Regions from separate parts of the Homo sapiens genome. Here region 1 is linked to region 2. Evidence: read pairs that join two places in POLR2A ChIA-PET (ENCODE). Cell type or tissue: A673. All regions are shown on one strand. Each heading gives the region's core, and the rest is flanking DNA. Links, peaks and the distances in the headings are about the cores only.

Region 1 (5,372 bases), core at 216-5,215, 54 kb before region 2:
TCCAGCCTGGGCAACAGAGTGAGACTGTGTCTCAAAAAAAAAAAAAACAAAAAAACCGTCTTGCCCAGGCTGGTCTCAAACTCCTGGGTTCAAGCAATCCTGCTGCCTCAGCCTCCCAAAGTTCTGGGATGATAGGTATAAGCCACTACACCGGGCCGTAACGGACTCTCGCTCTGTCGCCCAGGCTAGAGTGCAGTGGCACAATCTCTGCTCACTGCAAGCTCCGCCTCCTGGGTTCAAGCCATTCTCCTGCCTCAGCCTCCTGAGTAGCTGGGATTACAGGCATTCGCCACGACGCCCGGCTAGTTTTTTTGTATTTTTGGTAGAGACAGGGTGTCAACATTTGGCCAGGCTGGTCTCAAACTCCTGACCTTGTGATCCTCCTGCCTCGGCTTCCCAAAGTGCTGGGATTACAGGCGTGAGCCACCGTGCCTGGCCAAAAAATAAAATTTTTTTTAATCCTATCACTGGATGTAAGTAGATCAGTTGCTCTAAGTAGTCCCCAAAGCAGCAGTGTGAGCATCACTTGGGTATGTTGCTATAAATGCACATTCTGGTCTTCCCCCACCCTTGTTTATGGAACCAGAAATTCTAAGTGTTTGGACAGCAGTGGCTTAACCAACCCTACAGATGGTTCCAAGGCTCACCTAACTTTCAGAATCACTGTCCCAGGTAAAGGGACAAAATGGGAGTCAGGGGTAGCCATCTATCTTTTTTTTTTTTTTCTTTTTTTTTTTTTTGAGACAGAGTTTTGCTCTGTTGTCCAGGCTGGAGTCCAGTGGCAGTCTCAATTCACTGCAACCTCCACCTCCCAGGCTCAAGTGTTCCTCCTGCCTCAGTCTCCCAAGTAGCCAAGAATAAAGGCTCATACCACCATGCTCAGCTAATTTTTGTATTTTCTTTTTTTTGTGGAGACAGAGTCTTGTTATGTTTCTGAGTCTGGTCTTGAATTCCTGGGCTCAAGTGATCCACCTGCCTCAGCCTCCCAAAGTGCTGAGATTACAGGCATGAGTTACCATGCCTGGCCAGCATCTGTCTTTGAAGAAAGCTTGCAGGAAAGAACCTTTAGTCTACACTTGCTACAAATATGAGCTTCTGGAACTCAATCCCCTCCCCCTTATTCAGTTGGGAAATTACTGTTCACTTAGGTTCTAAATTGTTGGGAATTTTCAAAACTGCATCCCCTGGGCTCCCACTGGCTGAGGTGGAATACTTTGAACATCGAAAAGAATAATGGGGAAGGGCCGGGTGTGGTGGCTCACGCCTGTAATCCCAGCCCTTTGGGAGGCTGAAGAGGGCGGATCACGAGGTTAGGAGATTGAGACCATCCGGGCTAACACAGTGAAACCCCGTCTCTACTAAAAATACAAAACAAACAAACAAACAAACAAAAAAAAAACAATTAGCCGGGTGTGGTGGCGGGCGCCTGTAGTCCCAGCTACTCAGGAGGCTGAGGCCGGGGAATGGCATGAACCCGGGAGGCAGAGCTTGCAGTGAGCCAAGATTGCACCACTGCACTTCAGCCTGGGCGACAGAGTGAGACTCTGTCTCAAAAAAAAAAGAAAAAAAAAGAATAATGAGGAAGGAACTGAATGTCTACTGACACATGAGCGGATAAACTAAACATGGTTTATCCATGCAATAGAAGCTTATTCAACCTTAGAAAGGAAGAAAATAGGGTGTAGTGGTGTGCACCTGTAGTCCCAGCTACTTAGAAGGCTGAGACAGGAGGATTGCTTGAGCGCAGGAGTTTGAGGCTGCAGTGGGCTATGATTGCACTGATGGCAGTGGCTGGCCATCTGGACTGGCCACCACCATCTTACTAGCTGCAGCACAGAGGAATGGCCAGGACTGCATGTTCCATAGATCTGGCAGAAGCTGGTGACAAGTGGGAGCCCCGCCCCTTCTGCATTGGGGTGGGAGCTCCCTGGGTGGTGCTGCAGCCACTAAAGCCATGGCTACAGACCTGGGCATTACTGGGCTCTCAGGCCCAGAGGCAGGCAGGAGCCCCACCCTCCCAGGTGCAGCTGCAGCTGTCCAAACTGCAGCTGCAGATTAGGAGTCCCTGCACTCCTAGGGGCCCGGGAAGGTTCCCCCTGCCCTTGCAGGCTCAGAAATGTCTGCTTCCACTGCTTGGCTTCTCCCTGCTGTTGGTGCCCACTCCATCTCAAAGCAAAGTTGGGGCTGAGCCCCAGAGCTGTTGCAGCCAGGCAGGGTGTGCACAAACTTGGGGCAGCACAGACACACCAGCCCCCTGCTACCTCAGCCCCATCTGGACTTCGGGCACCAACGAGCATAGGAGGGAAGCCAAAGGGGGGGCTGAGGGCAGCTCAGTGCTGACCTGCATGCGCCCCTTGGCACCTATAGCCTGGGCACCATCAACAGCAGCAGGAGGTAGACAGGTTCCTGGATGGAAGGGGATGGGTCCCTGGTGAGGCCCCACCTTCAGGCCAGGGAGGGCCTGAAGGCTAGGGGCTGGGCTACCAGCCCCATGGACTGGAGTGGAAACATGTGATGCCTTTTCCAGGCCTGCTCATGGACCAATCAGCATGCATTTTTTCCCCTCTGAGGCCCATAAAAGCCCTGGGCTCAGCCAAAGCTGGGCAGATATCGGGATGACCAGCTTCAGAGAGCAGCTACCAACTCCAGGGCCTCCTCTCTGCTGAGAGCTGCAGAGACGTCGGGACTACCAGCTGCAGAGAGGAGCAACTCACTCTAAGGCCTCTTCTTTGCTAAGAGCTGGGATGAACATGGGATGACCTGCCTGCAGAGAGAAGCAACTCACCCCAGGGCCTCCTTCTGCTGAGAGCTGCAGGGAATGATGGCACAACCTGCTTGCAGAGAGGAGCTACCCACTCCAGGGCCTCCCCTCTGCTGAAAGCTGGGCAAGCAATGGGACAACCTGCCCGCAGAGAGAAGCTACCCACTCCAGGGCCTCCTCTTCACTGAGAGCCACAGAAAATGACAGGATGGACTGCCTGCAGAGAGGAGCTACCCAATCCAAGGCCTCCTCTGAGCTACTCTGTCGCTCAATAAAGCTCCTGTTCACCTTGCTCACCCTCCACTTGTCCACATACCTCATTCTTCTTGGGCACAGGACAAGAATTCAGGAACTGCTAAACAGCAGGGCTGAAAGAGCTATAAAACCCACAGGGCTGAAACATGCGCCTTGCCATGTTGTGGGTGAAGAGAAGGAGAGAAGAGCTGTGGCCCTTCAGGGACCTAGGAGCTCCCTGAGCCAGGGCTGTGACTCCCTCTTTGGACCCCAGTGTTTCCTATAGTCTCCAAGCTTCTGAGTGCCACTGCATTCCCTGGTGGCAGCTGTGGAAGCTGCTTATGGTGCACCTGGTCTGGCCGCAGCCTCTCAGAGAGCCAGGGCCCCTGCCAGCACCTGGAGCTGTCTGCTCTGCTGCAGCAGCTGGTGTGCCTGGCTGCATGCAGTGGCCGGACCTCATGCTTGCTTGCTTGCTCACACACCCCTCGCCCCTCCATGCCTGGCTTGCCCTTGGCAAGTGTGAGATCCAGGCTAGTAGTGTGAGCTGAGCACAGCCTGCCAGGCCGTGTGGGTGGAATGAGCCCAGTGGGCCCGAGCAAAACTCAGGCAAAGGTGCCACCAGCCACAGAGGTTTCCAACCAGAAATCAACACCCCAAGGATCCTGCAACATTTTTGAGGGCTCGTCCAGGATCTGCAGAAGGGTGAGTGAAAGGGTGAGTAAAAGCAGATCTGCTCTTTCTGTCCCTTTTTAGGAGTCCCTAAACTCAACAATAGCTAAAATGAAAGAAAAACACCAGGCCTCTATTAGCCAGTTAAAATTAACTAGCAGAGATGCTGGACTTAAAACATGGATGATAGCCTTGCTGGGGAGGACACTGTCAATCCCTCATCATCCTCAAGTGTTGAGAATGTTGGGTTTGTTTCAATCCCGTTTCCTTCCATGAGGTCTACCTGTTACATGGGACCAGAAGGAGGTCCTGGGGCAACTGAGGGTATCTGGCTGAGGCTATGCCTCAGTGTTATCCAAAGGCCCCTGGACTAACTCCTGAAACTCAAGTCCCTAAGCGCCCATTAGGGTGTTGTTGGCACTAGGACCTCCAGTCTCCTATCTTTCTTTCTTTCATGGTTGTCAAGGTTCTTATCTCTTCTTTTTTTTTTTTTTTTTTGAGATGGAGTCTTGCTCTGTCGCCCAGGCTGGAGTGCAGTGGCATGGCATGATCTTGACTCCTGACCTTAGGTGATCCACCCACCTTGACCTCCCAAAGTGTTGAGATTACAGGCATGAGCCACTGCACCCAGCTCCTATCTCTTCTTTATATACAACATTAAATTTCTGTGCGCACGCGTGTGTGTGTGTGTGTGTGTGTGTGTGTGTTTGAGACAGAGCCTTGCTCTGTCGCCCAGGCTGGAGTGCAGTGGTGTGATCTTATCTCACTGCAACATCTGCCTCCAAAGTAGTTGGGATTTCAGGCATGCACCACCATGCCTGGCTAATTTTTGTATTTTAATAGAGATGGGGTTTCACCATGTTGGGCAGGCTTGTCTTGAACACCTGACCTCAGGTCATCCACCTGCCTCGCCCTCCCAAAGGGCTGGGATTACAGGTATGAGCCACCGCATCCAGCCTACAATGTTAAATGTTAAGAATGTTGCTGCAAAACAGAGAAATTACTGGATAGAATGAGCATTTGGCTTAGTCATCAAAAGTATAAAATGGAAGGTTAAGAGTAGCACAGATGAGCAAAGTGTGCCTTGGTATCTGTACATAATTTTGTGGGAAAAATGTTATTGTCATTTCCTTGGTTGCCATCTTGGTGCAAGGCACCTTGAGGCACAGAACAGAAGCATGGCCTCAGGAAGGAAGCTTTTCTGTAAACACAAGGGCAAATAAATGGTCCAAGGTCCCATACATGCAGGCCTTCTTTGCCTTGCAGGGTAATCTGGACCTTTGCCAACATTGTAGGATTGATTCAGCTGTCCTAATGGCCTTCTCAGGAGAAGCTGCAAGGGGTAATCCCAGAGAAATAGGGAAGCATACCCCAGAGGTACCTCCAGCAGGGGAATCAATCCCCTCAACTCCTCCCTATCCAGGTTCTCTCTCAAGCTTGCCCCGGCATAGTAATCCTTGTTTAAGGCAGGTCCCAGTCTCAACTGCCCAAAAACAGATGCCTGGTGAATATGGTCCCATTGAAGTTCAGTTTTCCTTTTCTCTATAGAACTTAAGGCAAATTTAAGGGGAGATCTTGGCAAGTTTTCAGATGGCCCTCACAGGTATATAGAGAGTTTCCAGAACTTAACCCAAGTATTTGAGCTCTCCTGGAAAGATGTCATGTTACTCTTGTTTTTGTTTTTGTTTGAGATGGGGTCTCACTCTGT
Region 2 (5,372 bases), core at 267-5,266:
TCAATTTCCTGGGCTCAAGCAATCTTCTCACCTTCGCCTCCCAAGTTGCTGGGAGTACAGGTATGAGCTACTGTGCCCTGGCCAAAATAAATGTAAGTGTTACAATTGTGGTTGTGTTTGCACAGATCTATACATGTGATATTATTGCATAGATTTGCTCCCATTTTTCTGAGAAAATGAAAAGAAAATTGTCTAACACATGAATGCATGGGAAAAGCTGTTGAAATCTGAATATGGTCTATAGGTCATATTTATATCACCTTTCTGGTTGTGAAAATGTATAGTTATAAAAGAGGTACCACTGGGAGAAACTGGATGAAGATTACCTGGGATTCTTCTATATTATTATTGCAGGTTCCTGCAAGTTTATAATTATTCCATTTTTTTTAATGTGTTTGATAGAGGGTCTCACTCTGCTGCCAGGCTTGAGTGCAGTGGTGCAATCACAGGCCACTGCAGCCTCAACCTCCTGGGCTCAAGTGATCCTCACACCTTAGCCTCCCAAGTAGCTGGGACTACAGGCCAGGCAAATTTTTTCTATTTTTTGTAGAGACAGGTTCTCACTATGTCTCCCAGACTGCTCTCTAATTCCCGAGCTCAAGCGATCCTTCCACCTCAGCCTCCCAAAGTGCTAGAATTACATGTGTGAGCCACCGCACCTGGCCTTAAAATCTTTTTTTTTTTTTAAGACCGAGTCTCTTCCTGTCATCCAGGCTAGAGTGCAATGGTGCAATCTCGGCTCACTGCAACCTCCGCCTCCTGGGTTCAAATGATTCTCCTGCTTCAGCCTCCCGATAGCTGGGATTACAGGCGCCCACCACCACGTCGGGCTAATTTTTACATTTTTAGTAGAGATGGGGTTTCAGCATGTTAGCCAGGCTGGTTTGGAACTCCTGACCTCAGGTGATCCGCCTGCCTCAGCCTCCCAAAGTGCTGAGATTACAGGCATGAGCCACCGCACCCAGCCTAAAAATCTCTTTTTATAAAGGGATTGATTTAGATTTTTAATTAATACATGAATGGATAAACACAATGTGTGTGGTTCATCCATACCGTGGAATATTATTCAGCCCTGAAAAAGGAAGGAAATTCTGATACAGGCAACAACGTGGATGGACTTTGAGGACATCAAGCTGGGTGAAATAAGCCAGACATAAAAGGACAAATCCTGTGTGATCCCACTCCTAGGAGGTCCCCAAAGTCCTCAGAGTCACAGAGACAGGAAGTAGAACGGGGGGTATGAGGGGCTGGGGAGGGGGATAGGGAGTGAGTGTTTCTTGGGGACAGAGTTTCAGTTTGGAAAGATGAGAAAGTTCTGGAGGGGATGGTGGTGATGGCTGCATAGACATGCGAATGTGCTTAATGCCGCTGAACTATGCATTTGATGATTAAAATGATCAGTTTCGTGTTATGTATCTTTTACCACAATTTTACAAAGTAATGATTTAGGGTTTTTGTTTTTGTTTTTTGTTTTTTGAGATGGAGTCTCTCTCTGTTGCCCAGGCTGGAGTGCAGTGGTGCGATCTCGGCTCACTGCAAGCTCCGCCTCCCGGGTTCACGCCATTCTCCTGCCTCAGCCTCCCGATGGGACTACAGGCGCCCGCCACCACACCCGGCTAAGTTTTTTTTGTATTTTTAGTAGAGACGGGGTTTCACCGTGTTAGCCAGGATGGTCTTGATCTCCTGACCTCATGATCCGCCCGCCTCAGCCTCCTAAAGTGCTGGGATTACAGGCGTGAGCCACCACGCCTGGCCTGATTTAGGTTTTTAAAAGAGGGGTTTGGGGCTGGGCGTGGTGGCTCACACATGTAATCCCAGCATTTTGGGAGACTGAGGCAGGTGGATCACTTGAGGTCAGGGTTCAAGACCAGCCTGGCCAACATGGTGAGACACCGTCTCTACTAAAAATAAAAAAAATAAAATTAGCCAGGCGTGGTGGTGCGTGCCTGTAATCCCAGCTACTCGGGAGGCTGAGGTACGAGAATCACTTGAGCCTGGGAGGTGGAGGTTGTAGTCAGCCAAGATCGCGCCACTACACTCCAGCCTGGGCATAGAGCAAGACTCTGTCTCCAAAAAAAGAAAGAAGGAAGGAAGGAAGGAAGGAAGGAAGGAAGGAAGGAAGGAAGGAAGGAAGGAAGGAAGGAAGGAAGGAAGGAAGGAAGGAAGAAAAACAGAACTAAAGCTTGACCTGACTCTGTATAGCACCCCTCCACAAACATACACCATTTAGCTACAGCCCTAGCCCCCAAATCCGCTTCCCAGGTGGACCAGGAGGGCAAACAGACACCACCACTGCCACCCCAGCTCCCCAGTAGCGACCCTGACTCCTTCCCCATGGAGTAATTTTGAAACAGTCTCTGCTCTGTGTGTGGGTGGAGCAGATGGTCTCTGAGGCCCCTTTCTGCTCATAGCTGGAACAGGACCCAGCTGCTGAGATCCTGAATCTTGGCGAGGGTTTAATAGCAGGCAGTAAGGTAGTGACTGGCACCCACGCCCAGCCCAGACCGGAGAACTTGAGTGATCATGGTGCTGACTAGGGAGGACAGAGCAGCCAGGAAGGTGGGTGGGAGCCGGGGGAGAGCTCTTCCCCCGCTAGGGGGAGAGAAGGGGCTAGAGAGAGGGTGACAAACAGAGGCGTGTGAGCTCTCAGCGGTTATTGTAACAAATGCCACCAATGTAATGGCTTAGAACAGCACACACTTATCATCTTACCTTTCTACAGGTCAGGACTCTGAAATGAGTCTTATAGGCTAAAGGTGTCATCACAGCTGTGTTCCTGGTGGAGGCTCCAGGAGAGACCTCGTTTCCTGCCCCGTCCAGTGTCTAGAGGCAACCCATGTCCTGTTCTCCACCTTCACAGCCACAGTGCAGCCTCTTCCAGTCTCTCTCTGACTTTGTTCTTTTCTTTTGAGACGGAGTCTTGCTCTGTTGCCCAGGCTGGAGTGCACTGGCGCGATCTCGGCTCACTGTAACCTCCACCTCCAGGGTTCAAGCAATTCTTGTGGCAGGAGAATCGCTTGAACCCAGGAGGTGGAGGTTGCAGTGAGCCAAGATTTCGCCACTGCAAACCAGCCTGGGCAACAGAGCGAGACTCCATCTCAAAAAAAACAACAACAAAAAACCAGTCTAGGCAACATAGGGGACCCTGTTTCTACAAAACATTAAAAAGTTAGCCAGTGGGGGTACACACGTGTGGTCTTAACTTCTCAGGAAGCTGAGATGGGAAGATTGCTTGAGCCTAAAGGTCGAAGTTGCAGTGAGCTATGTGTGCACCACTGCACTCCAACCTGGGCCACAGAGCAAGACCTTGTCTCAAAAAAAAAAAAAAGAAAAAAAAAGAAAAAGAAAAAGAAAAAAGGAACTATACCCATCTTAGCATTGGGCTTTTTTTTGTTTTCTTTTGTTTTGTTTTGTTTTGTTTTTCTTTTTGTTTTGAGATGGAGTCTTGCTCTGTCACCTAGGCTGGAGTACAATGGTGCAGCAGCCTCCACTCACCACAACCTCTGACTACTGGGTTCAAGCGATTCTCCTACCCCAGCCTCCCAAATAGCTGGGATTACAGGCACCCGCCACCATGCCCGGCTAATTTTTTTTATTTTTAGTAGAGACGCGGGTTTCACCAGGTTGGCCAGGCTGGTCTTGAACTCCTGACCTCATAATCTGCCTGCCTTGGCCTCCCAAAGTGCTAGGATTACAGGCGTGAGCCACTGCACCCAGCAGTGTTGGTTTTAATACTTGCTTTCTATTTATTTAGTAGCTTTCCATGTAGTGGAGCAATATAAAATTTCCTTTTGAAGTAAAGATATGCATTAATATTTGGAAAGTGTTTTTGGAAAATGAACTTGTTTAAAGACAGTGTTTAAGTCAATAATGGTTACCGTACAGATGGGGAAAATTTTAGTCTAACAATGCCCAAAGTCACAAAGGACATTATTGGGTAATTGGTGAAATTTGCACATGGAATATAAAGTAGATAATAGTATTGTGTCCATATTTATTTTCTGAAGTAGATAAATGAATTCTGGTTGTGTAAGAGAGTATCCTAGTTCTTTTTTTTTTTTTTTTTTTTTAAGATGGAGTTTCACTCTGTTGCCCAGGCTGGAGTGCAGTGGCTTGATCTTGGCTCACTGCAATTTCTGTTTGAGTTCGAGACCAGCCTGGGCAACATAGGCAGACTGTGTCTCTAAAAAAAAATAATAATAATCCATTTTAAAAACAAACTATTTCAGACCGGGAGTGGTGGCTCACACCTGTAATCCCAGCACTTTGGGAGGCTGAGGCGGGCGGATCACGAGGTCAGGAGATTGAGACCATCCTGGCTAACATGGTGAAACCCCGTCTCTACTAAAAATACAAAAAATTAGCCAGGCGTGGTGGCGGGCGCCTGTAGTCCCAGTTACTCAGGAGGCTGAGGCAGGAGAATGGCGTGAACCCAGGAGGTGGAGCTTGCAGTGAGCCAAGATCGTGCCACTGCACTCCAGTCTGAGCAACAGAGCAAGACTCAATCTCAAAAAAATAAATAAATAAATACAATAAAATAAAAACAAACTATTTCAAGATAAAAAGTTGTGGGTTTGTTTGTTTTGAGACGGAGTTTTGCTCTTGTTGCCCAGGCTGGAGTCCAATGGCATGATCTCGGCTCACTGCAACCTCCACCTCCCGAGATCAAGTGATTCTCCTGCCTCATCCTCCCGAATAGCTGGGATTACAGGCACCCGCCACTGTGCCCGGCTAATTTTGTATCTTTAGTAGAGACAGGGTTTCTCCATGTTGGTCAGGCTGGTCTCGAACTCCCGACCTCAGGTGATCCGCCCACCTTGGCCTCCCAAAGTGCTGGGATTACAGGCGTGAGTCACCGCACCCAGCCAAAAGTTTTTTCTTTAACTTGCCGATTCCGAGTACTGGTGAGGATGGGAAGTGGGGGAGTGGTGGAAATATGAAGAGGCCAACCACTTTGGAAAATAATTTGACATTACCTGAAGCATTACTGGGTACAGTAGTTCAACTGTTAGAACAAGACAATTCCACAAATATCAGTGTCCTAAAAGTTTACATCTCACATAAGCAAAGAGTATGGAGGGTGAAGCTGTCCCAGAAGGCTCAGGCAAGTGGGAATTTAGCAATCCAGGCCCCTTCCTTCCTTCTCATGATGCCTCCATCCCAGCATGTGGCCTCCATCCCAACACGTGACCTCCATCTCAACATGTGGCCTCCACTCCCAATATGTGGCCTCCACTTTCAACATGTGGCCTCCATACCCATCAAGTGGCATCCATCTCAACGTGGGGCCTCCACTCACAAAATGTGGGCTTCCTCCCAACTTGTGGCTCTAAATCCCAAAATGTGCCCTTTGCTCCCAACATGTGGCCTCC

What was found. Peaks named below come from ENCODE experiments on the same cell type or tissue, not always from the same donor. Only the 100,000 strongest peaks of a DNase experiment are listed, where the experiment ranks them.
Region 1: POLR2A ChIA-PET joins it to region 2 with 9 read pairs; 6 of 35 experiments call an interaction of 5 or more read pairs at or near these places.

The regions. Positions count from the first base shown.
Region 1 is chr19:6,284,026-6,289,397 of GRCh38, forward strand. No RefSeq gene overlaps it. Among named protein-coding and RNA genes, the nearest start is that of MLLT1, 6.7 kb to the left of the region's middle. In A673, for the core only: no CTCF peak of the experiment used is centred there; no DNase peak of the experiment used is centred there.
Region 2 is chr19:6,338,210-6,343,581 of GRCh38, forward strand. It overlaps a transcript of ACER1 not described here. Among named protein-coding and RNA genes, the nearest start is that of ACER1, 7.3 kb to the left of the region's middle. In A673, for the core only: CTCF peaks have their summits at 2,549 and 2,757; a DNase peak (open chromatin) is centred at 2,422; H3K27ac peaks cover 1,128 bases.